Linked DNA regions of Homo sapiens: region 2 is linked to region 1. A link is a contact called in ENCODE Hi-C or POLR2A ChIA-PET data. All regions are on one chromosome and are shown on one strand. Each heading gives the region's core, a stretch centred on a gene start or an enhancer-like site at or near the end of the contact. The rest is flanking DNA. Distances are from core to core; before and after follow the strand shown. Region 1 overlaps ITPR1 (inositol 1,4,5-trisphosphate receptor type 1). Region 2 overlaps BHLHE40-AS1 (BHLHE40 antisense RNA 1).

Region 1 (2,700 bases), core at 15-2,514:
AAGAATAACATGTCTGTGGTCAACTATGACTTCTAATGAGATAGTTCATATTTCATCTTTATATGGATGTATATAGTTTTAATACTTCTTAGCTACTGTAGCATGTTGGTTCAGATGAAGAAAAAATAAACTCTATTGTTTGGACTAGATAATCTAGAAACCATCAATTATGCATGTCTTTATAATGCGACATCAAAATTTACCCAGGAGATGACACTGATTGGCCAGCAGTATGCATTTATCCTGAACATTGCATAGAAAGTTCCCTTTAAAAAATTCATTATCTTCTTCACAAGCTAAAGTATGAGCCTCTAATTTGGCTCTCTTATTTAAAGAAATAGTTTAAATGATCAATTTAGAAGCTTAAAAGTATCTTTGAAACTAAAGTTGCTTTTCTTAAAATGAATGCTGATTTAACAGTTCATAGACTTGGAGCATTATCACTAGGAGACGGAGGCACTACTGCCACTAACGAGAAACAGCATCACCAGAGGATAATTACATGGTACAAAATGCCCAGGGGCCTGAAACTCACTATTAATATAATTTTGGCAGCAGCATCATTTGAAAGTTAACCATTTATTACATAGTATTAACACACCAGCTTCAAAGAAGTGCACTCCCTTTAGGACACTCGGGAGCTACAAATGTATTGTGATTGCATAATTCGTATTGCACAGTTTTATAAAAAACATAAATACTGGCTATTCTAGTTTTAAATACAAAATACATGTCATATACTTTTAAATCTATAATCTGGTTCAAGTGCAAATCAGGTGCTTTCTGTTAGTCCTTCCAAAAAAGGCATTTTTAATATTTTTGGCACAAATGAAATGTCATCATGCCAACAATTCTAATTACAATACATATATCCAAACCTTTAGAGTAGCAATCATATACATACAGTATAAAACTGAGTATTTACAAATGTATTCAGCATAAATGTAACCTTCGTGGGTGAATCAGAACTCATTAGCCATACCCACACTAATAATAATTATAAAAGGTAAATACAATTCCTTTCTTTCATTTGCTTATGCTGGTTGTTGTGGGTTGACATTCATGTGAGGAGGATGTCCTAGAAGACCAATTCTTTGTTTCTGCTTCCTTTGTTCTGTCATCTGGAAAGTTAAAAAGTTTCATCATTAGACCCAGATACTTCCTGTACGTCAAATCGCATACTGAACCATAGATTTACCTCTGTGGTTATGGTTTATACTGAAACCCACTTTCTACAAATAGTGTACCATCGCTATATCAAACACACAGCACTTCAAAAAAGGCATCTTCTTAGGCAGAATGGGAAATTCTGTGACCTAGTCATGCAATGTAACATTCAGAAGTATTGCTTGCCACTTGTTTCATAAAGAAACAAAAAACAATAAAAGCACAGGATTCTTTCTTGTTTCCCAAATGCACTTCCAAATGATTTGAAGACTCATTGGAAAATGGTGGCTTTGTACGATAGTAACAACACGCCATACTAACAAGAAAAGCAGTGTTTAGAATCCTAGGTTTGAGAGGGAGGGTTCGTGTCCACACTTTCAGTGGGTCCTGATTTTTCTCTTCAATGACTCTTGAGTAGTTGGTTAGAGAAAAAAAAAATTACCTACCATAACTAGGAAAATGAGAAATGTTCTCAAATCTCTTTGAGGTCCAGAATGATTAAATGCTGTAAATAATGCTGTGACCATTCACGGTATCTATTTCTTGCCACCCAGTAGACACTGAGGCTCGCTGAAGGTCAGGCGAGACCATTGCCTAAGACTAGTTCAAATGAAAAAGTACTTTCAAAATCCCAAACAAGAAGCCGATTCTATTCATTTGGTTGCTGAACTAAATATATTCTCATGTTGATGGGTCTCTAGACCTGTTCTAGGTATTTTAGGGCATACTTACTTCTGTCTCTGTATTAAGATTTTCCTTAACCCAGTTAGTCTTAGTTTTGGATTTTAGGGTGAGCATTCAAGTCAACTGAGATAAAAAGGCTATACGGAATATATATTCAAGAAAATTGTTGTCTGCAAGTGGGTTAAGGTCCTACTCCTATGTTTTTAGCTTCCTAAAATTGTAGAGGAATTAGGGTAAAAAGAATAAAGGCTTTGGAATCAGATCTAGTTTCTTATGGTTTTGTCATTTAACTTATCAAAGTCTGTTTTCTCATCCATACAATCAGGATGATAATTCCTAGCTGATTGGTGGAGAATTGCGAGGTTATACGCAAATTTATTAGCATAGCATCTGTCACATAGTAGATGTGACACTTAATCTCACTTTTCACATGAACTCATTTTTGGTACAAAATATCTGGAGAGAACATAAAACAAGACTAATTTACCTAGGTTCAATTTCAATGTGGTTATTTTTTCTTCTTCAAAACTAGCATTATCCTCTCAAATCAAAATACTATTTTTAGGCTCCTGTGGAGATGCTTTCTCTGTTATAATTTAGATGAGAAGACTTACAAGGACTTAGTATTTCCAAAAGGTAGCTTTTAATAAAGCTTTTAATTAAGAATTGGATTAGGAAATTCCAGCTAGCCCCTGAAGTTTCCTTAGGTGAGTGACATCTTTAAAGGAAGTGTTACACACTACACTGTATCCACAGATTCGGCTCAGGAAGGAGAACCTAATATGACACATGAAATAAATTCACAATTAGGTTAAAATGCCAGTAATTCATTCATCTTACTACCTGATA
Region 2 (2,700 bases), core at 98-2,597, 54 kb before region 1:
AGTCTCAAATAATAAAATAAAATAAAGTGTTAACTTGTCCAAGATCCTGTTTCACAGCAGTCATTGATGAGACAAATGAAACATTTTGGGACACCTTAAAAAAATCCCATCAGTGTGGCAGAGCTAGTTTTATTATCCCACTTCCTAAAAAGCCATGAGACCTCATCAGCCATGGAAGAATCTATGTAAAGCTGAAGGAATTTGGCCCTTTAATGATGCACAAAGACGTATGCATGGATTTTGCAAGTTCCTACTTTCACCTTTATAAATGCTGGGTTTCATCCATGTTTTAATTGACTGGAGTTTTAAACAAAATAAATACAGATACCATAGTGTGTAATTTTAGAGATTTTTTTAAGTACAAAAATGTATTTGGGCCCCAAAATGTATTTGGACTATGTGCTGCAATTGATCTTTCACCATATGAGAAATCCAGGCCCCAGCTGATTTTTTGGAGTTAAGAATGATTTTTTACATTTTTAAAGGGTTGCAGAAAAGGAAGAAGAATCAGCAGAGAGCATTTGTGGCCAGCAAAGCTTAAAATATTTCCTAACCGATCCTTTGCAAAAAAAGTTCACCCACTCCTGTAGTCAGCAGCTCCCCTACTGTGCGCAGTCAGTGTGCCATCTCAGACTAGCAAAGGTGAGTAAAACCATCCCTGCCCCTAATCAATTTACAATCTGCATCCTCAGGGCAAGAGCCTAGTAAGCAAAAGGCAAAATAAGATGGCGCCAGATAAGGGCTTCAAAGGAAGAGAGACCAGGTTTGGTGGGGAAATAGGGGGTGGCTTCTTAGCAGGTTTTCTTTAGATGAACCTTGAAGATAAAAAGAGATTTTGATGAATAAGGGTGGGTGAGATGCAGAGGGGGTCAGCGCTGTGTCCTGGAACCAGTGAGTGATTCCATTTCAGAAGCACCCGGGGAGGCTAAAGGGTAGATTCTAAGGCCAGAAAGAGAGGAGAAGGTCGTAGGCTGGAGACCATGATGAGGAGTGTATACAGAGGGAGAGAGGAGAGATTCCTGCACTTAGAGGCCAAAAGGACAACAATTTGCACTTTTACTTTGGTGTCGGAAAGAACCGTAGTCTCATATGGTTACACGGAAGTGTTTTATGATAATCAGTGAAAAATGAGGAAAATAGTCTCTCTTAGGCTGAGCACCTAGGAAATGAGTGGCTCTTGGCTGTAAGTCAATGAACAGCATTAATATATGCAGTTACCAAGTCATCATTAACACATAAAGCACTGCAGGGTTTCAATCGATTCATCAGAATTCTTGAAAGTCCTATTTTAAGGCAGTTCAAACAGAGGCGAGGCAGCTGAACCTGGTGAGGCTGCCAGGAACAGCGAGTTCTGCCTCTGAATTTGCTCCTGACTCAGTGCCTGACCTTGGGCAAGCACTCAACGTCTCACTATCTCAGTTTCCTCAGCCATAAAATGGGGATAACAGACCTTAGCCACCTCATAGGAGTGTCATAAATGTCTGCAAAAACCTTTCAAGGTAAGTGCTCCTGGAAACGGACAAGGTGGGGAGGGTTCTTTTTCAATCGTCTAGGCGGGAAAATGAGGTTATCAAAATTAAAATAGGAGACTACTTTGTGAAACAGAAATGATTGTGGATAAATGATGCAAAGCCGACAGATGATTAAAGGTACCCATAGTCTACCAGTTAAAATCTCTGTCAGGATTTTCTAAATTAACGTCAGGACATCTTCTTTGTTGTTGTTTAAGGATGGAAGAGAATATTAAAAATCAGACAGGACCACCTTAGGGTATGTGGTCTCACATATCTGTTCTATTTGCTTTTTCGAAGCTTAGAATATTCTGCTCAATTCTCTGGGTATTACTCAGTTATAAAGGTGCAGAGGGATGCATCTCCTTCTGCACTTTCTTTACTCTGTAGATTTTCCTAATCTGTCCTAGAGAGGGACTGTGGCAGGGTCTGCAGACAGAAGGGCTGCCTTGTAGCCAGCCATCTTTGTATGACCTCTGCCATTGGCCGTTGGTGGCCGAGAAAGACACTGAAGTCTCTCGAGAAAGCTGAAGACCCAACCCTGAGATGTACCCACACTGCACCTGGAGCAGACAATTGGGCTAGAAGACAAGTTCTGCTCTGCTCTGGAAAGTGTGAGTGGTAAAATATTTATTAGGATCCTGCTGAGAAGACTTGCCATTTTAACCTTCTCTCTCTCTCTCTCTCTCTCTCTCTCTGTCTCCTTTTCTTTCTTAAATAAATTTTTACCTTACAGTTGTCCAGAGAGGAAAGACAGGCCAAAATAGTTCAGTATGCTGTCTTACTGGGAGGACAACAGCTTAAGCCACAAAGCCCTGAGTTTGACCCTAGAACTCTGTGGCTACTGGTGACTCATCTTGAAAATTATCAGATTGAATCTTCTCTACCGGTTTGATAACAACTGATGAGTGGAAAAAGAACGCCAATCAAATGTGCATGCTTAATAAGCAGCCTCCTTATTCCCCTCTGCAGATTTGTGCTTGGATCATCTACACTTCCCTGAATGTTGAAGAAGATATGCTATCCATGCAATCCTTGTCGACTGCTTGATTAAAAAGTGGATAAACTGTCTTCAGGCCCTTGGAGTATGGTGTCTGTGTGAAGAAGGGAATGAGGCAGAAGTAGCAGTCAGTGGTGGCTGAAGTAGGAGAAAGTGCTTGCTAATGAAATCTTGATTTTTCTGTGGCTT

What was found. A loop is a pair of places that touch in the nucleus more often than their neighbours do. ChIA-PET counts read pairs that join two places held with the same protein, here RNA polymerase II (POLR2A). Pooled maps may share reads with other maps.
Region 2: a loop to region 1 is called in a map with no recorded cell type, with 5 times the contacts of the local background. The contact joins two enhancer-like sites. A Hi-C loop is called at or near these places in 7 of 168 maps with a recorded cell type or tissue (CD4-positive, alpha-beta T cell, CD4-positive, alpha-beta memory T cell, GM12878 and 3 more), 28 of 37 single-sample maps with no recorded cell type and 17 of 50 pooled maps. POLR2A ChIA-PET finds 5 or more read pairs at or near these places in 14 of 52 experiments (AG04449, CD4-positive, alpha-beta memory T cell, GM10248 and 9 more).

The regions. Positions count from the first base shown.
Region 1 is chr3:4,844,560-4,847,259 of GRCh38, reverse strand. It overlaps ITPR1 (inositol 1,4,5-trisphosphate receptor type 1), which reads right to left. Exons shown (of 62, transcript NM_001378452.1): 62 at 1-1,121. The coding sequence ends at 1,035. All of the region lies in intron 2 of LOC124906209 (a long non-coding RNA gene), which reads left to right. Among named protein-coding and RNA genes, the nearest start is that of EGOT, 94 kb to the right of the region's middle. Within about 2 kb of position 1,264, at least 2 of the 41 ENCODE cell types and tissues checked have a DNase peak (open chromatin) inside an H3K27ac peak, as active enhancers do.
Region 2 is chr3:4,898,483-4,901,182 of GRCh38, reverse strand. It overlaps BHLHE40-AS1 (BHLHE40 antisense RNA 1), which reads left to right. Exons shown (of 3, transcript NR_125916.1): 2 at 486-642; 3 at 2,484-2,700. Among named protein-coding and RNA genes, the nearest start is that of BHLHE40, 80 kb to the left of the region's middle. Within about 2 kb of position 1,347, at least 4 of the 41 ENCODE cell types and tissues checked have a DNase peak (open chromatin) inside an H3K27ac peak, as active enhancers do.